Regions from separate parts of the Homo sapiens genome. Here region 1 is linked to region 2. A link is an interaction called in ENCODE POLR2A ChIA-PET data of the cell type or tissue named here. Cell type or tissue: GM12878. All regions are shown on one strand. Each heading gives the region's core, and the rest is flanking DNA. Links, peaks and the distances in the headings are about the cores only.

Evidence for each region. ChIA-PET counts read pairs that join two places held together with the same protein. Peaks named below come from ENCODE experiments on the same cell type or tissue, not always from the same donor. Only the 100,000 strongest peaks of a DNase experiment are listed, where the experiment ranks them.
Region 1: POLR2A ChIA-PET joins it to region 2 with 10 read pairs; 2 of 35 experiments call an interaction of 5 or more read pairs at or near these places.

What each region holds. Positions count from the first base shown.
Region 1 is chr2:225,635,572-225,652,212 of GRCh38, reverse strand. It overlaps NYAP2 (neuronal tyrosine-phosphorylated phosphoinositide-3-kinase adaptor 2), which reads right to left. Exons shown (of 8, transcript NM_001371273.1): 7 at 678-781. Among named protein-coding and RNA genes, the nearest start is that of NYAP2, 240 kb to the right of the region's middle. In GM12878, for the core only: no CTCF peak of the experiment used is centred there; no DNase peak of the experiment used is centred there.
Region 2 is chr2:224,943,179-224,951,178 of GRCh38, reverse strand. All of the region lies in intron 1 of DOCK10 (dedicator of cytokinesis 10), which reads left to right. Among named protein-coding and RNA genes, the nearest start is that of MIR4439, 63 kb to the left of the region's middle. RefSeq lists an enhancer at 7,068-7,197. In GM12878, for the core only: no CTCF peak of the experiment used is centred there; a DNase peak (open chromatin) is centred at 4,062; H3K4me3 peaks cover 3,678 bases; H3K27ac peaks cover 6,345 bases.

The sequences.
Region 1 (16,641 bases), core at 3,945-11,944, 700 kb before region 2:
GTCTGGCCAGTCAAATTGTCTTAGGCCAGTCAATAGCCTAAGAAAGAAGAAAGACTAGCTGCCATACTCAATCCAAATGAATCGGGATATGAATATTTATAAGGACATCAATATTCAACAGTGTCTTACAGTCATGCTCCAAGCTAAATAAAAATAAAACCACCAGAAATATTACAGTATAATAGGATAAGAGCTAAGAAATATGTACAAATTCATTGACAACATCTGTGCGAGTGTTCTGGACAAAACATTTAAAAAGAAATCTACATAAAACAAAGTAGATAAATTTATCAAATATTGATAAATTTTCAGAGACAGTATAAAAGTACACAAAACATGAAAGAGAGAAAGAATTTAAAAAAGAACCACTAAGCCAATACATATAGTACAAGTTTACTACATTTATATTACAGAATGATGGAAACCAGAGACAAAAACGATTTGGTAACAAACAGCAAAGAAAGTTTCACCACCAATCACAAGGAAGAAAGATATTCTTTTTCAAATGAAAACACAGACTGCCAGAACTCATCCCCCGCATCCCCTAACCCATACACACATAGAAAAATAAAAGCAAATGCGAAAGTTGTCTACAGCAACAGGACAGACAGAGGTGGGAAGCATTTGGCAAGTTGTATCACAGGAAGTCAATCACGATTGGCTAACGATGATGGTACCTGGCTCTGTTGCAGGTCACTGCTTTGCCTGAGGGGAGTGACTGATGGAGGAGGCACACCTGACGTCGACGCAGACCGGCCTAATTTGCAGCTTACTTTAGGCTCTGGAAACAAGCGGAAAAAGACACAATATTAGCTGACTGACATCTGGAATAATGAAGTGGCTTTTCAGTCTTTCTGTTTGTTTCGCTACTTATTCTTGGAATATACAAAATGCTCCTGATGTTTGCTAATAAGTAGCAGGTGATAAAACACTTTCATGGCAGTTGACTCTAAAAGGAGCTTTATACCCAGATTGGCTTCTGGGGAACAACTCTCAGAAGCACAGGCCTTGTGCCTTTGCACATTTTACCTCACTTAGGGTTGGTTTCTATGGAGTCATCCCTGGAGCAACAACAACCCATTAGGAGAACAAGCAAGTACCATGACTATTTTGAATGTTTCACTTTTAGCTTTGATCCGTAGGATTTCTGTGTCCTAAAATGTCTTCTATCCCTTCTCCAAATGTTCTGTTTTCCTTCCTTCCATGAATACTATCATCATGTTTTCAATGTAACATTTCTTCAACTCATCTTGATTTTCATTAAATTTTATAACTGTCTTCCAAGACTTTTACTATCTTTCATAATATTATTTTTCCAACTTAAAAAGCTTTCTCCTACCTCTTCTCTAATTTGAGGAGCCCAAATTAGCTGCCTAGGCCACTGACAGGATGCTTTAGAGATTACAGTTTGAGGACTGAAAGAGTTCCCTTCATCCAGAAAGTACAGGATATTTGGGAGGTAGAGATGATTAATTTAAAGACATATTTGAAGATATTTGACAAAGGAAAAACAAGTCATAGAAAGAAAAATGGACATTTATACTTTATCACAAACTTCAGTGTAAGCTGTTGGTTTTTGAGTGCCTAGTACATTCCAGCTTCTGTGAGGAGTTACACCTAAATTATCTCTAATCCTAAGAACTCTCTTTGGAGCTACGGAGTTAGCTATCAATATCCTCAACTTACAAATTAGAAACCTAAGGTTCTCCACATCCAGTCTTTGCCTAATAAATAAACAAGTGCTTTTCAAAAAGCCTTTCTTTATAAACTTGACCTAAAAATTAAACTCATCGAACAACTGGCTTTAAATAATATGACATAACTACGGTACTGAGAACTGACACGCGTGCCAGAGAGCCAGAATGTGCCCAATTCCGTTGGAAGAAAAGAAAATGTGTTGCTCACGCTGGGGAGGTGCACTATCCTCATGCCATTTCTATATGAATCGCACTTCAGAGAAAAGCATTGACTATATCTGCATTGCATGAATGGTTCACTGCCAACTTCAGTTTCCATCAATTGCCTTCCACTCCTCCACTCCCAACCCCTCTCAGACACAACATGCAGACACACAGAATGAGTAAGCTTACGCCTACTTACACACAGACTCATACACTCTCACCCATATGCACCTTTCCTCTCTCAGTCCTGTTTCCACCTATTCAACAATGCTTCACCTCTCTATTAATATTATTCTCCTAAGGGAACTAATAGTTTTCTTTCTTGGCAAATAAAATAGTGTTTTCTCTGTACTTCTGATTTAGAGGAAAACAATAAAAGACAATAAACAAGGTTTGGACTTAGAGCTAATTTTGAATCTGACTCTGCTAGGTGTATGATCTTAAACAATTGTTTTCATTATTCAAGTTTTAGTTCTTCTCAAATAAAATGAATTTAGTCACTTATTCAACATTCGGCATCTATGTATTTTATGCCTACTATGTGCCAGGAACTTGCCAGAGAGTTGTGACCAAAATCCCAATATTGCCCTAAGGGACTGCACAGTCTATGCACTAAACATAGACATTAAACAACAAATGATGGGCCAGGCACAATGGCTTATGTCTATAATCTCAGCACTTTGTGGGGCTGATGCGGGTGGATCACTTGAGCCCAGGAGTTGGAGACTCCATATTCTAATGACGTTTATGTATTCTCAGGGGAGAGACATTAAACCTAAAATCATTTGCCAAAAATTAGGAAATATGTTAGAAGGAAGACGTAGAGGGTGCTGTGATATCATTTATCAGAGTATCCACTGTGTTCTGGGGAGCAGGGCAAGGAGAGACCCTGAAGAAGCTGCAGTAATTAACACCTGCCAAAAGGACTGAATGGGCAGCAAAATCTGAAGTGGGAAGTATCCTGGATCCACAGACTTTACTTTCCAACCGATCCAGAAGTCAAAAGCATTTCAGAATGTATTGCTTGCCTATTATAAGGAAATAGTAATAGTGAAATATCCTGGTTTCCAGGTTAGTGGAGAAGAGTTGAGCTAGTGCTAAGTAAACAGATAAACTGAATTACATGCAAAATTCATAGAAAAACACCAGACACATAACAAGTGCTTTTAGTGAATGCTAGCTCTCACCCCCTACACACATACACACACATACACACGCACTTGCACAAGTACGTGCATAGTGACCCTTACCTCTATTCCTCCTGCTACTTTTAATGAAACCAACTACATTCTCTTTCTGGAAAATGACTCTCTTTCCACCTGTGATATGCATTCCTTCACCTCTCTCTCAACCCAATGTCCTTTTAGCTTCATCAACTTGTTTCTTGCTTGGCCTTTTCCCTCTGCACCTTCTCTCTTAAGAACATCAGCAGTCGCATGGTTTCAAAGATAATGTTTTCCCTTGGAGTCAAATGCAGGTTCCCATAGCTCTGTCCCCTTCCCATGCTCCTTTTTGATTTTGAGCCCCTGTGCTTCCTGGTCCCTAGGCTGTCTACATTGCTTCAGGATGCAAACCAAGTTCCAGCTTCTTCTCAATATCTTGGATCTTCCTTCTACTTTTCCTATGTATAGTAGAAACATCACCTCCATTTTCCTAAAGTCTTAGGGTCCAAATCTTGTACTTTTTCAGTTTAGAGCTTTCTTTTCCTCTCTCTATAAATTTAGTCCTGTTGGAATTTGCTTTTTTTCCCCCTTGCAATGGCTCTTATAGTTATCTCAACTCATCTCAGAAACCTCCCCATAATCTCTCTGCTCACATCTAACTTAGACACAATGCAGACTGTGTTTCCTAGATACTTTAGGCCACTCATCTTGTTCAAAAATGTTCAATTATTCCATATTTATTATCATGAAAAACGTCTATTTTCCAGAGGTCCTCTGTGACCTGGCTCCATCTGATCGGATCCACTCTATTTTCCACTGCTTCTTGCTTTCTAAAATATATACTATTTGGGCCGGGTGCAGTGGCTCACACCTGTAACCCAGCACTTTGGGAGGCCAAGGCAGACAGATCACCTGAGGTCAGGAGTTCGAGACTAGCCTGGCCAACATGGTGAAACCCTATCTCTACTAAAAATACAAAAATTTGCTGGGCGTGGTGGCGGATGCCTGTAATCCCAGCTACTCATGAGGCCGAGGCAAGAGAATCACTTGAACCTGGGAGGCAGAGGTTGCACTGAGCCAAGACCATGCCATTGCACTCCAGCCTGGGCAACAAGAGCAAAACTCCATCTCAAAAAATAAATAAATAAATTATATACATACATATGCACACACACATATGTATGCACACACATATATATATAATTTGATCTACCCTCTTGGTATCGACTTTTGATTCTTTCACCTTTCACCTCAAGTTGTTGCCAAGCATGGACTTTAATCAAACCATATCTCACCATTTTCTAAGACCTAGTTCAAAGTGTAGTTTTATTGAAAAGCATCCTGTGATCTTGTTTTCTTCTTTCTCTCTTCTGAACTGCCTTATCACTTAGATAGCATTTGCACTGCTTGTTGTGGTTTTCAGCATTTTTGCCGGTAGGAACCACCTAATAAGCATTCAATTATTATGTATTTTTCTTTCACTGAAGATACTCAAATTAACCTAGAAAAGGTCACTGCAACTCCTCAAAGCAAGGAGGCAATGATGTAACAAAGAACCTGTTATAAGACCTAGTTTCAAGCCTCTCTCGCCTACTTACCATGGCAGTGATTCCAGTTAGAGGGGATGTGACCCTCTGGGGTCCTACAGAGAAGGCACGGCATTTGAAAATTCTCCCTTGATTTTGTGCGGGTGTTTAACGTCTGCCCACCCATTCTTGAAAATACCACTGGATTCTCTCTGAGGCTGTTTAAACACAAGTGTATCATATGATGACATAGATACAATATCCTAGTAACTTATAAATTAACCTCATTTCCCAGGATGCCTAAATCCTTGCATACCTTAAGGAATCATCCTTTATTATATAAAACAACAAGCAAAGCATCCATCAGAACCCTGGTTGACATGTTTCCATAATAAGCCAATGTTTCCATACATGCCATGACTAGCTTAGCACATTTGGTCACATGGAATGAGAAAATTCAGTATTTTTTTTTTCCTAGAAAAGGATGACAAATAATTATTTACTATAGAGATTTTTTCCAGTTTATGTTGAAGATATTATCATCTGATGAAAAAAGATTATCTAACCAGATCAAAGGCTTTTATATCACCTAAGGTACCTAAAGATTAATTTCCCCTTTTATTGGTTTCTGGTCAGACCAAACCTGTTTTCACTGTAGGCAACATTATTTCCAATGCACAGACTACACCTCACCAAAATCCAAGCAAACTCCAAATGTCACCGTGACCTGGAAACGTCTTGCTCTACCCCCATAGGATGCCAGTCCAGATCATGTCTAGGTTCATCAAGCCCCAGTAGGCACTGCAATATAAATCACTAACCACCCATTGAACATGGCAAATTAAACTACTAGCCAAGTACCCTGTGTGGGCTAGTTCTACAATGAGGTCACCCAGTGGTCTAATGTTCGATACCAGCATGGAATATGACTCCATATGCAGGGATAGAGTAAGATCATTACCATATATTCATAATGTACACATACATACACTGGCAGATACACACAGACACACACACATACAGTCCATAACACTGCTGCTTAATGGTATCACATGGCAGGAACTTTTTTTTGAGACCGAGTTCTGCTCTTGTTGCCCAGGCTGGAGTGCAATGGCGCAATCTTGGCTCACCGCAATCTCTGCCTCCCAGGTTCAAGTGATTCTCCTGCCTCAGCATCCTGAGTAGCTGGGATTACAGGCAGGCGTCACCACGCCTGGCTAATTTTGTATTTTTAGTAGAGATGGGTTTTCTCCATGTTGGTCAGACTGGTCTCAAACTCCCGACCTCACGTGATCTGCCCGCCTTGGCCTCCCAAAGTGCTAGGATTGCAGGCATGAGCCACCGTGCCCAGCCAGCAGGAATATTTTTTAAATGGTGAGATTTTTGTTTATCCCATTTATTTTGGCTCTTCTTTCAGTTTCACATCATTCCTAACCTAAATGCATTTGGAATTTCCTATGGTGTTTCTGAGACCAGGCTGATGAAACAAATCCTTACAAGGTTGCATCCACCAAGGTTTCTTTGACCAAAAGAATTATCTCAAGCAATCATGAAAATCCTAGAAAATATTCTAATTATAACCATGCCTTTCAGAGATCCTTTAGGCCTGTGACATCAAAGTGCAATTGTTCAGCTCAACTAACTTGACCAAAAGAATTATCTGAAGCAATCCTGAAAATTCTAGAAAAGATTCAAATCAAGCCTCTCACAGATCCTTTAGGATCTGTGCATCTAAATGCAATGTTTGGCTCACCTACCTTTGGAAATGCAATGCTCTTTGAGACTTGAACGGTGAGGCTGAGGAGTCATGACACTGGACAATAAGTTTTGATCCTGAATTTTAATAGAATAATTGCCAAGAATTTTGGGGTCCACCAACAAGGGGCACATACCTGGAAAGAGATCTAAGACAGAGCTTTCCTACCCCAAGGAAATCCTAATTGAGAGATTAATTATTAACTAGAAGGCACTTGTTCTTCCTAAGTCCAAGGAAATATTTCTTCCTTTGAAAACTCTTCTAGTATCATCCCAGAAGTAAAAGTTGACTCACTTGTGCAATTTAGTGAAGATCAAGTGTAAAGAGAATAAGAAAAAAATGAGAAAGAGGTTGATTCAGAAAGAGAGAGAGAGAAAGGCAGTGGAGGAGGGAAACAGAGAGGAAGGAAAAGGAAGAAAGAAGAAAAAAGAAAGGAAAGGAGGGAATGAAGGAGAGAAGGAGGGAGGAACACAGTCATTTTAACTCCTTTGAGTAAACAATTATCAAGACAATACAATGAGATGTTTCCAGGTCTGTAACTCACCATCATCAATTTTATTAAGTAGGTACCAGTAGGACTATGTAATTTATTAGTTAGCTTTTTTCTTCTTCTTTTTTTTTTTTTTTTCTGCCCAGGCTGGAGTGCAGTGACGTGATCTCAGCTCACTGCAACCTCCACCTTCCGGGTTCAAGTGATTCTTTTGCCTCAGCATTCAGAGTAGCTGAAACTATAGGTGCATGCCACCATGGACGGCTAACCTGTATTTTTAGCAGAGACAGGGTTTCACCATGTTGGCCAAGCTGGTCTCGAACCCCTGATCTCAGATGATCTGCCCACCTTGGCCTCCCAAACTGTTGGGATTACAGGCATGAGGAAGTGTGCCTGGACATTCTTTTTGTTCCTAATAAACTTTCATTGCTTTTTATGGAACCAAAAAAGAGCCTGCATCACCAAGTCAATCCTAAGCCAAAGAACAAAGCTGGAGGCATCACACTACCTGACTTCAAACTATACTACAAGGCTACAGTAACCAAAACAGCATGGTACTGGTACCAAAACAGAGATATAGATCAATGGAACAGAACAGAGCCCTCAGAAATAACGCCGCATATCTACAACTATCTGATCTTTGACAAACCTGAGAAAAACAAGCAATGGGGAAAGGATTCCCTATTTAATAAATGGTGCTGGGAAAACTGGCTAGCCATATGTAGAAAGCTGAAACTGGATCCCTTCCTTACACCTTATACAAAAATCAATTCAAGATGGATTAAAGACTTAAACGTTAGACCTAAAACCATAAAAATCCTAGAAGAAAACCTAGGCATTACCATTCAGGACATAGGCATGGGCAAGGACTTCATGTCTAAAACACCAAAAGCAATGGCAACAAAAGTCAAAATTGACAAATGGGATCTCATTAAACTAAAGAGCTTCTGCACAGCAAAAGAAACTACCATCAGAGTGAACAGGCAACCTACAAAATGGGAGAAAATTTTCGCAACCTACTCATCTGACAAAGGGCTAATATCCAGAATCTACAATGAACTCAAACAAATTTACAGGAAAAAAACAAACAACCCCATCAAAAAGTGGGTGAAGGACATGAACAGACACTTCTCAAAAGAAGGCATTTATGCAGCCAAAAAACACATGAAAAAATGCTCAGCATCACTGGCCATCAGAGAAATGCAAATCAAAACAATGAGATACCATCTCACACCAGTTAGAATGGCGATCATTAAAAAGTCAGGAAACAACAGGTGCTGGAGAGGATGTGGAGAAATAGGAACACTTTTACACTGTTGGTGGGACTGTAAACTAGTTCAACCATTGTGGAAGTCAGTGTGGCAATTCCTCAGGGATCTAGAACTAGAAATACCATTTGACCCAGCCATCCCATTACTGGGTATATACCCAAAGGACTATAAATCATGCTGCTATAAAGACACATGCACACGTATGTTTATTGTGGCACTATTCACAATAGCAAAGACTTGGAACCAACCCAAATGTCCAACAATGATAGACTGGATTAAGAAAATGTGGCACATATACACCATGGAATACTATGCAGCCATAAAAAATGATGAGTTCTTGTCCTTTGTAGGGACATGGATGAAAGTGGAAATCATCATTCTCAGTAAACTATCGCAAGAACAAAAAACCAAACACCGCATATTCTCACTCATAGGTGGGAATTGAACAATGAGAACACATGGACACAGGAAGGGGAACATCACACTCTGGGGACTGTTGTGGGGTGGGGGAGGGGGGAGGGATAGCATTGGGAGATATACCTAATGCTAGATGACAAGTTAGTGGGTGCAGCGCACCAGCATGGCATATGTATACGTATGTAACTAACCTGCACATTGTGCACATGTACCCTAAAACTTAAAGTATAATAATAATAAAATTAAAAAAAAAGATTATAAGGGAGCCGAAAAAAAGAAAAGGTAACTTTTTATACAATTAATTTGCCAGTTGTGTATTTTAAAACAATAAAACATAGGAAAATGCCATGTTTAAGCACAAGGAACATGGGAAATCCTTTCAAAATTTCAAGGGATTTGGGAACCACCAGTTAGGAAATGCTTTCCTGGAAAAATCTCTATGGCAAAATCCAAGAAACACTGTTTTCTGCCCATGAGACCTGAGGGAAGTTATACAAACTCTCGGGGGATTTTTTATCATCTATAACAAGAAGCAAATTCCAAGGTTCTACTCATTGATTCTTTGACGCTAGTAAATGAAATTTGTTAAAATAATTGAATGACCTCAAAGATACTCTTGATTAATCATGAGCTAGTTTATTAAGGTCATTTATTTTACTCCTGTTTTCTGGTCAGCATTTTTGTTTTTGTCTGTGTATTTGTTTTTTAGTAACAATGTTGATAGAATTATGCATAACTCAAGTTTGCTATTTGTTCAAATGTTCTAACACTGTTGATAAAAGTTTTGGTAGTAAATAGTTTTTAAACACCCATACAAATTTATTTAAAAATAAACATTTAGGAGAGGTAATGGTCATCTGTCATTTTTCTCTGTCTAAAATCAATTTCCTCTTTTTCTGGAATAGTAATTTGATTTTTCTTCAGAGAACAGTATCACCAGTTATCTTAGTTCTTATGGTTCTGTAGTAAGAGCTGACTTCAACTCTACCTCCAGAAGTGGCCACATGAATCAAGTCTGTCCAATCGATTATTCTATCCCTTTGGTCTCATTGACTGGTACAGGGATGGACATGTGACCAAAGTCAGTCAATGAGAGTGGCTTTCATACTTCTGCTGGAGCTTTTGGGAAAGAGCTATACCTTTTCACAAGGTTTGCTAAACTCCCATCACTTCCTAGCTGAACAACCAGGAGAAATTTGCTTGACCTCTCTACACTTGTTTGTTCACAGATAAAATGGGAGAAATAATGGTACCTAGTTCACAGGATTTCTGTAAGAATTAAATAAGATAATACATGTTAAGATTTTTCCATAGCAAAAACCATGTACTAAAATCTCAAGAAATGTTAGTGGTTTTTATTATTGGGGGTCAATCTGATTTTTTTTAGCTTCCCTGCTTATAATAAATTACATACCACTTCCACACAATGGTACACACAGCTCAGCTTATACGACCAGCTTCATCAGTAGCCTTGCCCCCAGCACACTGCCCCGGTTTATCCTAAGCTCCCTGCCTTCTTTTACTGTAGGATTTTAATCACACTACTTCACTCTGCCTGGTACACTTGGTCCTTCCTTCCCTTTCTTCCTCTACTAAGCTCCATGCTCTTTGAAAGCAGGAACCATGTCTGTCTCTTTTCTCAGTATAGTTCCCTGAGTAACATGATAACTGATCCTTGATAAGGACTCATTAAGCATTTATTGATTGAATTATTCTAAATAATATTTTAAAGTATAAGCCCACTCTAAAAGATGATTTTTATGTTTCACATGGATAAAAAGCCATGTTTCTCCATCTGTTCACCTTCCCCATGTTTCCAGAAAAAAAAAAAATCTAAATTACATTGACTAGTTTTCTTTTTTTATTTTTTGAGATGGAGTCTCACTCTGTAGCCCAGGCCAGAATCCAGTGGCACAATATTGGCTCACTGCAACCTCTGCCTCCCGGGTCCTGGTTCAAGCAATTCTCCTGCCTCAGCCTCCTGAGTAGCTGGGATTACAGGCACGTGCCACCACGCCCAGCTAGTTTTTGTATTTTTAGTAGAGATGGGGTTTTACCATGTTGGCCAGGCTGGTCTTGAACTCCTGACATCGTGATCCACCCACCTCGGCCTCCCAAAGTGCTGGGATAACGGACGTGAGCCACCGCACCTGGCCTACATTATCAAATTTTCAACTAAGTACTTTATAACCTTAAAAAAAAAAAATTGTGTGTGTGTTTGTGTGTGTGTGTGTGTGTGTGTGTGTGTGTGTGTGTGTGTGTGTGTTTGAGGGATTGCAGTTCCTGTGTTGGACAGTAGATGACAATAAACATATTATTTGATACGTATTCTGGGCCGATTACAAAACTTCCAGAACTAGTCTTTGTAAATGCCTAGCATAATTCAGACAGAGTCTTCTATTTTATAATGTCTTTTGTGGCTTTTCGCAGAAACAGAAAGGGCATTCTTCGTGAACACTGTTGGTGCAGCATCTCCACAGGGCCTTTCCAAAGGAATCTAACAGCTGTGGTCTAGGAGCAATGTCAGGGTGGACTCCTCTAGGAGAGGGCACAGGGTGGAACCACCGCCCTGCCGTGACAGACACCTGTCACTGATGCTACAGTCAAAACTGGAGTCAGCACACTGTCATTGTGGTTCTCAAGCAGAATTAATCTTGTATTGAGAGGCAAGGCAAGGAAAGGCACTTTCTGCATCATCCCAATGGTTTCTACCTAATTGTTTTCCCCAATAGAATCAGAATAGTTGGAATCCAGAATTTCTCTACTGAGAATGAAATTACTATCAAGTTGTATTTTTTTCTAGCAGTGTTCAGGGTATCTATATAGTATACGGTATCATACTGTATGCATGTGTTTAGCAGAAACCAAGTTAAAGGGGAAATATGTGTGTGTATGAATATAATGCATATATAAAATATGGTAACAGGTAATTAGCTGACTTTGCAGATCTAACAATATGAAACTTATGTTTAAAACCCGTAAGTAGCCTCATGGCTTTATATATGTACACACACATCAGTTAATATCACCAAATTCCTTGACTCTAGGCTGATCCCATAACTTTAGCTAACCACCTTCCTAGAAAAAAAAATGGGAATAAGAACACAAAGGGTTTGACGAAATTTCACAAAGCAGCAAAGACTAGGACTAGTTCCCTGTTTTACTGAATCAGAGGCACTAAGGCTCCCTTGCTGTATAAAACCAACTGAGATCACAGATATAAATAAGCTCCTTGAAGGCAGGGGTCATCCTTTTGTCACCTCATAGTGTTCTCACTGAGTGAGTAAATGACTGGACCAAAGAAAGACAAGCATACATAATGTTGCTGATTTTTGAAAAAAACAACAAAAACACATGTGTAACATGGCTGCTCAGGTGCTCAATAATTAATTTTTATAGATACCAACAATCAGTGAAAAACACCTCTCAATTAGGTATAGGAAAGGTGAAATCTCATGGGTTAGAGAGCGAAGATAACAGTTCTCCTTCGGATTTATAAGGCAGGTTATTTGGGGCAGCCTGTTCACGTTGATCTCCATAAATCTGTTTCTCTTGGTTTAGGATGGGTGATCATAAATTAGCTGACTCTGTATATGTGATCACATAAGCCCTGGGTTAAAAATCCATAAATGGCTTCCTGTCATTTTCAGGTAAGACCCGAGTCATGGATGTGGCTGGCTCACCCTCACCCTTGTCAGGTTCTTAGCTTCTTCTCTGCCCTCCTTTTAGCTCCTCAATTATGTGGGTCATGGCGTCACAGAGTTCTGGCATCTACTACGTCCTCTTCCTTGATTGCTCTTCCTCCTAACTCACCTTGAGAGCTCAGTCCCCAGGTTATTAGGATGCGTTGAAACACACTCTAAAGGAAGCGCCCTGTCACTCTCCTTTCATCACCGATTGTAATTACAGTTTTAAAATTTTGTCATTTCTGTAATGGCTCTCTCCCTCACTGGCATGTACTCAATGGTTGGTAATTTTATATTGAATAAAATAGATGAATAAATGAAAGAATAAGCGAATGTGAATAAATGAATAAACCTGGGAGCACAGAGGTGGAAATAGAGAAACCCAGCCTAATTAAATCATGGGAAGAGAGCTGTAGTAGGAGTCAGAAACCCAAAGTTCATTTCTTTATTTGAATCTACTACTTATCAGTGAATCTGGGCAATTGACTTGATTTCTCTTGAGCCTCAGTTTTATCACCAAAAAAAAAGAAAAAAATGTCAGATAATGATACCAGCCCACTGATGCACAGGTTTTTGTGAAGTACAGATGAGACAGTACACATAAAGGCATTTTAAAAGCTCTGGTATAATAAAAATAAGACATTATTTTAAACAGGTCACAGATAACCCACAAAGGTAATAAACTTAAATTCCACAACTCAGGTTATATATAATCTGCAATAACCTTAGAGCAATTTTTAAAAATTATACCAGAGTCTGTTCTCTTTAAACTTGTCAATTTAACTGTTTGTTTGAACATACAGGATCTTATATGCATCAGAAAACTGTATTATTTTTTTCTCCCCAGAAGCCAGAGCTGTACCAACCTGTTCTGGGGGAGCAAAGGTCTTTCTTGTGCTTTAGAGAAACTCTCTACTGAGTCCCAAGACTTTTTTTTTTCACTTTGATGATTAAAAATCTTTCAGTTTCTTTTAGTTACAAAAAGTCTTACTGAAGTAATAACTTAAGTGCCCAGTTACTTACATTAATCAAAACTATGAATATTATCTCAAGGAAACACTTCTCCCTTGGCCCACTTTGGGCCAGCTCCTGGCAAACAGAAGAGATGGCCTCTGTCTTGGCCTCCTCTCCCTGTTCTTCCACCTCTGTTCCCAACTTGGTCCCCACAATGCCTGCTCTCATCTGGGCAGAAACAGGAGAGAGCAGGAGAGATGGGGAAAGGAAAGGTTCTTCAAGGGCCTGGCACGGGCTAGTGTCTCTCACCCTCTGGCTGGGAAAGGTGTTTGACACTGAAGCTCTGTCTTCTTGGGGTGCTTTCCAGTGTCCCTGAAGGCCTCCTCTGATTGGTTGGCCATCTCTCACCTGGAGACATCATGGTTGTTCGCTCTCTGTCTTTTGTGGGTAACTGGGTATCCTGTAGGGCACCTTGAAACACGTCCTGAGAGTCCTGGCTGCCCCAGGCACTCTCATGGTCTAGGCCACCTCCAGAGTTCCTCTCCAGGACCAAATCTGGTCCATAGAAAACACACTTTATACACATCTTTAACCCACCATCAGCAGCCGAACAGTTACTTGCTAAGCAACTTTCTCTGTGGTCACAGACCATTCACCCAGTCTCTTGTGCTTTTTCCTTCCACTCTATCCCTCAAACTGTTAGAAATAATATCAACTTTTCTGAATGGTTCCATTAAAGTCTCTCTCATTTGACTTTCCACTGCTGGAGACACTTCTCACCCCTCTTCTATTGGATGGACACTCATCTCTCTGTCTCTCTCTCTCTGTCTCTCTCTCTCTCACCCCCCTCCCACACCACACACACACACACACACACACACACACACACACAAACACACGAGTCTGTTTAAAATTCTCTCTAATATCTAGAGTCTATTTAAAATTCTCTCTAATATCTAGAGTCTATTTAAAATTCTCTCTAATATCTAGTCTCTGTCTCTCTCAGCCTCTAACCACTTTCCTAGGCTAGAAATGAGAGTTCAGTTAAGGACAACAATATTCATTTCGATCAACTCCTTTGCAAGCTCTGCTTCTGCAGTCAAGCTTTTCGCCTTGAAATGTGAGAGTCATTATCTTCTATTATTTTGTAATTAGCCTTTTGCATTTTGTACCCTGTTTATTTACATTCAAACTCTAGAAAGACATGCTTTGACCATTTAAAATGGTTAACTCCCTCCCAGTTCTCCTTTTCTGGTTGTTTCTCAAAGCCATACTACCAGTATCAGGAGAAATCCAAATAAAACTTTCTCTGATAAACATGCATTCTAGCCAGCAGAAGTCACAGTTTTCCACAGAGAAATAAAAGTGGGAGTCTTGGGGCTACAGCTTACAGTACCCTCCAAGGCCCCTCCAAATGAGAATTCTGTTATGCATTTGCTCCTCAAATTTAGAAAGGGAGAGTTAAACTGCAGAGTGAGAAAACGGTGAACAGAACCAGGCAGCAGAACCTGGCAAATGTTCCCCGGGGAAGCCACCAAGCACCCAATTAGAACTGGAAAGGAGAGCAGATGTGGAGAATTGTCTTCTGATGCATGATCTGACTGCACAGAATGGCAGCCTTGAGGGTCGTAACTCTGGAAGTTCACAGCTGCCCGGTGCTGAAGTGGAGCCAAGCAGGAAGTTAGAGAACAGCCTACAGTGAAGTCTAAATTACAATGAACACCCGAACTCCAACAGATTGGTTTGCTGTTCCTGTTGCGTAACAAAAATGAATATAACGGAGAACTCATACTCCTTATCAATACTCAGTCCCTAAACTATGAAAACATGATGGTTTAACACAAATACTTCCTAAAGTGAGATGATGAAGGAAAAGGCAGGCGAGTAGAGTTTCATTTTTTACTTTAACTTTTTGTCAATGAGCATACTCTACTTACCTGTTATTATACTACTATACTATTACCTAATAATAAAGCAATAAAGCATTTTCACTTGGAAAAAAAATAGCAAAACACAAACAGATCATGGTATCTGTGTCACGCCACACCCAAACTCAGTGTCTTAAAATGACACTCATTTAGTCTTGCTCATGAGTCTATGGGTCTTCTGGGTGATTTTTCTGGTCTCAGCCTGGCTCACTCATGCATCTTTAGTCAAATGTGGGTCAAGTAGATGGTTCTGCTATTCCATGCTGTGCTTTCTCACATTTTGGGGGGTTCTCCTCTATTGTACTTCATCATCCAACAGGCTAGCCCAGGCATGTTCACATGGTGGTGGCAGGGTTGGAAAAGAGCCATGAAAGCATTCATACCTCATGAGGCCAAGGATCAGAATTGACATACAGTCACTTCCATCTCACTCTATTGGTCAATGCAAGACTCAAGGGTAGTCCAGATTCAAGGGATGGGAAATTGACTTTACTTCTTGATAAAGAGCTATGAAAGCACATTACCATACGTGTGCATGTGTCTTTATAGCAGCATGATTTGTAATCCTTTGGGTATATACCCAGTAATGTACCCTAAAACTTAAAGTATAATAATAATGAAATTAAAAAAAAAAAAAGAAAGCACATTACCAAGGGCATGATTACAGGGAGAGGGGAATAATTAGGACCATTAGGAGAAACCTTGGCATCCTGAAGGAGATGGGCCACATGAAGAAATGAAAGAAAGAAAAGAAGACACAGCTTAGAAATTATGTAGATATATTAAAAAGTTGAATATTAACCAGGTTCTAAAAGCAAAGTTTTTATCCACACTCCTGAGTGAGCTGCAGGAAACACTCTATCCTCTCTTATTTGCCTGGCTCCTACTCATCATGCTAGTACCAAATTTAGTGTCACATTCTCCAGGAAGCTTGTTTGAATGGCCTTCCCTTTAGCCAGCTGTGCTTGGCTTACTTATAACATTCTTTGGAATAATTGGTTGTTTTATTTTCTGCTTTACCTGCTAGAATATGAGTCTAGGGTACATTATATATATTCCTGTCCTCCCCACCCTCTGCACAACACAAAGTATACGTTGAAGAAATTTTAGTTAGAAAATAAACACAAAGGGAATAAATGACTAAAGGAATAGATAAATGAATCTCAAGCTGGATATTTATTAGAGAAGATGTACACATTTGCAGACATCAATATTTTCTTGTGATTCCCACATCCTTGACAACCTGGTTTTAAATCCTATTCATTGCTTCTAAGCAGAACAGAAGCATTGTGAGAGATTAGGATTACTTATTTGATAACTGTGTACGATGTAGCAACCAAGTCTTAAGACCTGCCCCTCATTCTTCCTCCAAATTCCATCTATAAATGCAGACTCAAGGCAACCCAAAAAGGGTCATCACACTGGCCACAAATCTTTGTTGAAAAATGCACAAGTCAATGAAGCATACATTGTCGCACTAATAGTAGTCTCATAACCACTTATATTATGTTCTGCCAAAGAAATATCTTATCATATTTGCAATGTGCTG
Region 2 (8,000 bases), core at 1-8,000:
ATTGCTCTATTCTTACATATAAAAGTTAGGCAGAGATAAGTCAAATACCTTGCTGGACGTTATCTAATAGACAGCTGAAGATTTAAGCACAAGTATGTCTAGATCCAAAACTGCAAGGTCCTTAGTTTTCAGCCTGTCTATCTCTCACACTGAATCTTTTTAGACATTGCCAGGCCCTACATCCATCTCTGTTCAGATGCCATGCAGCACCTTCCTTAACCTCACCTGTCCAGGACATTGAGGCTCTGTAATGGCTCCGTAATTTCCCCTTTTATCTCTATGCCTTCTCAGTATTTCCTGAATTGCCCTCCATCTACCATATGTAAAGGAACTTCAAGACTGTGTTCTTAATTCTGTTAATCTGTTCTCCAAAAATTCAGTTTACTTTTAGACTTTTAAATTTAGTTATTTTCATGACTTTCTGCTCCACGTCTCCAGTCCTAACTTTTTCTTAAGTTCTAGGCACACATATAACAGCTGGACTTTCCCTTTTGACAATCTTCTGGATGCAACATTCAACATGTCTAAATCAGCATTGCACATTAAATAAAGGGGGGAAACCCTCCCTTCTTACCACCCTTTTTCCCTCACTCATATTACCCATCTCCTTCATGGCCAGTCAGAAACCTGGCATCTTTGAACTTCCCTTCTGGCTAAGACGGTGGGCTCAGTAGCTGGACCCCCTGGACTTACATCCCAGCTCTGCTACTGACTTTGGGCCAATTGCTTAATTTCTCCAGAACCCAAATATTCCTCTGTAAAACTGGAGTGGTGATAACAATGATAACAATACTTACCTCACAGGGTTGTTGGATGATTTAAATAGGTTCCATAAAAAATTTAGACCAGCATCCAGCACATAGTACTTGCTCAGTAAATTTCAGCTCTCATTTTTTATTTAATTGCTAGATCTTTATAATTTCCCTGAAATGTATGGTTATGTTTCTGTTGCCTAATTTTCTGTATTCCACCACCCTATGTTAATATCTAGATTAATGCAAACCATCTCTGGGTCAAATTATCTGCAATCCAGCCTGCATGTAGCTACCGAATGAATCTTTCTAAAGCACTATTGTAATTATAATTCAAAAATCCTTTAGTGGTTCCTCATGATTTCAGGATACAGTGGAAACTTTTCCTTATCTTGGCATTCAAAGCCTTCCATGAACTAGCTCCTGACTTCTACCTTCAATTGATTCTATCTCTCCTCTCCTATTTAACCCTGGGCAGTAGACAGGCAGATTTCTAATTTTTTCTTAAATATTCTGCTTTGGCCTGCCTTTTTGCCTTTGTTGTAACTAATAGTTATGCATACTATGTACCAGGCAAGGCAATGTGTTGATATTTTTAAGATGTCATTTTATTTATCCTCACCACAAACCTATAAGGTAGTGACTATGCTATCCCTATTTTACAGATGAGAAAACTGAGGCCTGGAAAGGGTGAGTGATTGGCCAAAGGACACACAGTTAAGAAGTGATGGATCCAGGATTTGAATCCCAGATGATTCTGTAATTTTAACCATTCTACCTTGATGCCTCCCCTCTGCTACATTTCCTTTCCAGCAGGATGCTTTCCTCTGCATTCATCTCTTTGATTCCCACCTATTATTCAAAGCCTACCTTAGAGATATCTTTTCTATAAAGCTTCCCCAGACTCCTTCAAACTCTAATGAACTCCTCTGTAGGATACAAGCTTCTTAAAACTAGGAAAGGTGTTTTATTTTTCTCACAAAGTTCAGTGATGTCTTGAATACAGTACTTAATAAATTCTGATGATTTATTGGTCTTGGATTTCTTTTCTAATGAACTTGGAGGCATCTCCTTGTAACTAAGCCAACAAATCTCTGATTGCTCCTTATTACTGGTTCTTGCCCATTGTCCTAGCTAGGACTTTTGATTAACAATATGTTTCTAAAACTAAAGCAGAAAAGAAATGTGTTGGAATGGTGTGGAGTGTCTCATAGAATGGTTGAGAAACAGGCTTGGTCTAGAAACGAGGAGAAGAAAGCCTGTAGAGGGCCCAGCGGTGCCATCCCATGGAACACTCCATGCCATGCTTCTGGATTTTCCCCTCCTTTGCATCAACACAGACTCTGTCTATCTGACATCCCCATATGCTGCCGGGTGATGCCTCTTTTTGCCAATATTTCAGGAAGCTATGATTAGCAGCTGAGGAAATGGAGAAATGAGTCATTCTCATATTGCAGAAGTTGAAAAGTGGGAGGAACTCTAGGATAAAGAACTGTGGTGCCTAAAGAGGAATAGAGGACAAAATAGATGCAAATATTAGACAGACAGAAAGTCGCTTAACAGTTTCTCAAGATTATTCAATGCTTTGTTATAAGACAGTATGCTGATCTTCTAAAACTGTGATTCAGAAATTTAAGGCACCATTGTTGGATGGATCCACAGATGGTTTTCAGAAGTTTGTGACTCTTGACCATGCATGCACATTTTCTGAGTGCTTATATTTTTCTGATGAGTGGGTTCATAGCTTTTATCAGATTTTAAAATGAGCTCATGATCTAAAAAGGATTATAAAATACTATTTTTAGCCATCAACATATACACATAATCTAACCCCAGGAAATCAGGTGATCCAGAGTCAGACTCTCATCACACCATATAAGGAAAAAATAATAAATCTGAAGATTCTGCATGTACTATAACATACCTGTTCATCTGTCAGATGTCAAAGCGTTACTTTGAGGGTGAAATCTGTTTAGCACTAAAGACATATGGTGGAATTTCTAAATATCAAATGACCAGGGATCAATGGACTTCTGCTCAGTGGAATCCTTAGTTTGCCTAACTAAGCCAATTACAAAGTAATGATATAATTTATCTCCCCAGCTGTCATTTTATAGCATCATGCTATTTTTCTGATTGGTTTCAAAAGAAGGTCTTCTCAGTCTGCATGCTAAGACAGGAATAATCAGAATCCCTTTTTCCCTGTCTGGCACAAATCACTGCATGACAAAGTAGAGACAGGTGAATGGCTCAGGCCTGGGGTACATGTGTGCCTATCAACTAAATCTAATTATTACTGGGGAAAAGAGAACAGCCTAGTCCTGTGGCCTCCAAATATTTCTGCTTCACCTAGTAGAAAAAAACTGAACATACTCCTATATTGTATATCTGTTTATCAATTATATGGCTTTTATCAATAGCTAATATTTCAAAGCACAATATATATATGAGACAAGGTTCATTGTTAAGCATAATAAATGTAAATCCCTAATTTATTCTTTATTAAACATATATTTAACTAATATATACTGAAAGCCTTTTGAGTGCCGCGTGTTCTAATCACTGAGGACCCAGTGAATGAAATGAAATTGCATGCTCATGGAACATACAGCCTGGTAGAGGAAGAGACCCTGAGTAAAACAAATAAATAAACCGTACAGTTGTGTTACGTGTCAGTGACTGTGATGGAGAAAATCAAAACAGGAAAGAGCATCTGGGTGGGTTTGAGGGGAGAACTGCACTTTTAAATTAAATAGCCCCAGAGAAAGGGCTTGAAGATCTAAAGATGAGGGAACTAACTCTGTAGCTCTTTGTAACTATTTGACATACAGATTCAAGGAGTCCATGTCTGTGTGCATTCTATTAAATAATAGTCAAGCATAATTTCTTTATTTAGATAGCCAATATACAAAAAATTCTAATATCTTCTTCTTGTTCTCTAAACAATCACTTTGGGAACTCCCCTCGGAAGATCACTTATTTAGTCTACACTTAACAAGAGCAATTGCTTTAAACACAATTCTCAGACCTCAGCCATATTATTACAGTTGACTTTTGGAGTCTAACCAGAATTATAAAGTTTGGGTGGCTGTTTTGACAGCCGTGGAGCCCTGTTGTCAATTAACTGTTCAATTCAATCTTGATTTGGTTGCACGGGTGGTTTTACATCATATGGTTTATTTAGCTGTGAACAATTCTCTTAAACGTCCAAAGTCATTTTGTGTTGCTTTATTGCAGGTGAAGAGGGAGGATATATGCACAAAAGCAGTATCTGAACAGCTGGTAGTTAGTTACTCACAGGAAGTGGTAACTTGACAGCTTTCCTTTCCTTTCTGTTGAGTTACATTCATGTAGCATGAGCATTTCCCTTTTTACCAAGAAGAAAGATTTGTTCAGCCTGGTGACGCTTCAGAAGAGAAGAGTTTAACGACATTGATATTTTGAAATATTTTGTGACTCAAATTATAGCAATACGATGAGTTTTCGAGGGAAGGTTTTTAAACGGGAGCCCAGTGAATTTTGGAAGAAGAGACGAACTGTGAGGAGAGTAAACCAAGAAGAAATCCACAGATTTAGTTCTGTAGGTATCCAAATGTCAATGTTTTGCTTTCCATCTTTCCTTCAATCCTTTCTTTCAAAAATGATTAGCTCTACAGTGGTATTCTAGCAGAGGCTGCTGGGTGAAGTCTTATATGGAACAGAAGATTCCATTTGGGTCCTAAATATTCTCTTTTACTTCCATCATTATTTTTGAAGTCACGCTGTTCTCAAACCGCATGTAACTCTTGTAAAATATATTAATAGAGAATTTAATCATTAAAACATTACTATAATATTTGGAATTTAAGGTGATCTTAGTATTATGGTACAAATTAAAATTTCTGAAGAAGTTATTCTCTTTATTAAAGAAAAGCCTCTAATTGCCTAAGGACTCAGTTGATGACATGTATATGGTTGTATTTTTAAAAAATTGTCATTGCTCTATTTTATCATATGCCACTAATTATTTATTTTAAAATTCTTAGAAAGAGCAATCCAAAATATGAAAGAAAAAGTAAATAAGCATTTGATTAATAGAGCCAAGGAGGACTTTAAAAAGTGATACTTTTAAAGGTTTTAAAGGTTAAAAAGATTTGGTTTTGTTTTGCTGTTAAAAATATTTCTGCCTTATTGTTTGCAAACAAAATGAGAGCTTGAAAACCTGTACTTATTACAGAACTTTACAGATCTATAAACTGTAGAATGTATAGAACTTTACAGTTCTATAAACTACTGACAGTTGAATATCAGAGCTGATTGTTAGAGCACTTCAGTGACTTTCATGTAAAGTGAAGGGCCCACTTTGTATGTTAAATGGTTGCGGCAATATTCCTGGGTAGCTTATTTTAGAAGAATGTTCATTTCACATGGTGGATCTGGCTTTGCTTGCCTTTTTCGGAGCAGGGTTTCTCAACCTCAGCGCTATTGTCATTTGGGGTCTGAGAATTCTTTTCTGTGGGGGGCTATCCTGTACCGTGTAGGATGGTTAGCAAATTCCTGGCTTCTATCCATTTAATGCCAGTGGCAATCCCTCCCCAGTTGTGATGACCAAGAACATCTCCAAACATTGCTAAACGTCTCCGGGAGGGTGATCACTGATCACCCATATGAAAACCACAGTTCTAGGGGTGAAAGATCTTTTTGTTCATAGAAACATCTTTAATATAGAAACAGAGATGGCTTTTCAAAAATATTATATATATATATATGCACACACATGCATATATATAGGCTCTTTATAAATATGAATAAGTACGTTGCCTCTCAATGAATAGAGGCCCTCTTTATACTAACAATTAGTTGACGGTAACTTGATATGAATAGAGTTTATTAGAGGTCTGCTCAGAGGGTTGGTACTGTGTTGTTGTTTGTTCAGTTTCTATCTCAGGAGTGTGTGTCTGCCATTGGTGAATACATGCAGTTGAGCCCCTACCCTTGTTCACATTAAATGTAGCTCTAATCTTTCCACTGGGTATTTCATAACTGGAATATGCAGAGTCCTGGACCTGACCTCTTTCTCCCCATTGGTCAGAAATAAGAGCCTGGACCTAACCACTTCCTCCCCACTGGTCAGATATATCTTCCCTACTGACTCCAAAAGAGCCTTGTCAGCCTGTTAAGGAGAATAACTGTTTCAAAATATTGCCTGGTTTGAGATTATTTTTAACTTGAGTCTTGTCCCCAAAACATAATTTCCCTGCTGTATTTATCTCAATGGAATTTAGAAGTAGCATGGATTATGTCACCCTGAGAGTTATTTCTTGTGTCCACTAAAAGAGAAAATGCACAGAAGAACGTGTCTATCTTACCGAGACCACTCATACAGTGTTGGCAAGAGGACAGTCCCCAGAGTCTCACCATATAATGAAGCTAATCACTCTATGAATTATCTTAATTGAATTTGAATGTATTGCTACTGAGTACTATGGGAAGAGCGGCCAGTAAGGACGCGGTATTTTCCCACAGCATTCAGTTAGCAATGCATTCAAATTTAATTAAGATCATTCATACAGTGATTAGCTTTCTTCGACGACAGAAGGCACTGGGGATGTCCGTGCTACAGTTGCCTGCTTTTGGTCTGCCTAAGATAGGCATATCTACTTTCACAGGTTGTCTCTTGTATTGAGTACAGGATTGTTTGATCCATCCTTAAGTATTATCCTGAGATGTGCTTTTCATTTTGGAATCCAAGAAAGTGCAACGAGTAATTAGAGCACTAGGATTTGAAACAGATATCCTGAGGAAGTCGTTCTCCCTGCCGCTCTCACCTGCCATCTATATGACCTTGGGCAAGTTACTTAAATCACTCTGAACCTCAGTTTCCTCTTCTGTAAAATGCTTATAATAATACCTATCCTGCGTTAAGATTGCTTATTAGAATTCAGTTTGGTACTGTGCATTCTGAACAGTTACAAGTGTTGTGTTGTGTAACTTGAACAGTTACAAGTTACAAGTGTTGCCAAAGTTACAAGTGTTGTGTAGTGTTATTAAAACTAAGTAAAATATTTCCATTTCCAAGGACAAGGGAAAAGGGACACTGAAATTGTCTTTCTAGTGCCTTCAGCAGTCGAAGTCACTGGACTACAGGTCACGCTTTTCTCCTGGGAATCTTTTTTTGGTAACAGAACCACCTAGGAGACAGACTTCTGAACTGCATTAAGCTGAGTGCTTGGGGTCCCAGATCTTTCTATGTGTCAATACAGTTTATTTCAGAAATACCATGGTTTTTTTTCTACCCAGTCTAAGCAGAGTTTAGCTGAAACCCACTCACAGCCTCATTGTACCGTGCCCAGCACATTCATCTAAGCTTTCTAAAATCTAAACCGGCCGGGCATGATGGCTTATGCCTGTAATCCCAGCACTTTGGGAGGCCAAGGCAAGTGGATCACAAGGTCAGGAGATGGAGACCATCCTGACTAACACGGTGAAACCCCATCTCGACTAAAAATACAAAAAATTAGCCGGCCGTGGTGGCACGTGCCTGTAGTCCCAGCTACTCGGGAGGCTAAGGCAGAAGAATCACTTGAACCCAGGAAGCAGAGGTTGCAGTGAGCCGAGATCGTGCCACTGCACCCCAGCCTGGGAAACAGAGCAAGACTCTGACTCAAAAAAAAAAAAAAAAAAAAGAAAAGAAAAAAAAATCTTAAACCAACATCCCTAGACTGGCTTCAGAGCCTATTCATTTGAATAGTGATGAGGGAAGGAGCAATTCAGTTGACAAAATGCCCAACAAATAAAGATGAGACCTAAAGTTAAAGAAGAAAGCAATAACTTCTTTTAAATTTTTGGATATACTCATAAATTGTAGTGAAAGAAGAAAAAAGTGATCGTTGCAGATACTTATCATATCTGTTTTTGTGATGATTATGTAGATCTTGAACTCAAGTCATTTCTGAATCGAAAGAAAATTTAGAAATGGTTTAATTTTACAGTAATCTCAAATACCTATCCAGAGCTCTGTGACTTCCTAAGAATTATGCAACCCAGATTTTATACCCTCTTGACCCAGATGGACTAGTCTGTATATTCTGGGTTTTTTTCAAATGCTATTTGAAGCTGTATATTTTATGTAGAATTTTTAGTTGTTTTGAAAGTTTCCCTTATTAATCTAATTTTCAAGTGTATTGTCTGAGAAATGCCACTTATCACAAACAACATACAATTGAGAGACTGAAGTTGTGTTATGAAAAAAGCTTAAGGAAAAGTGAA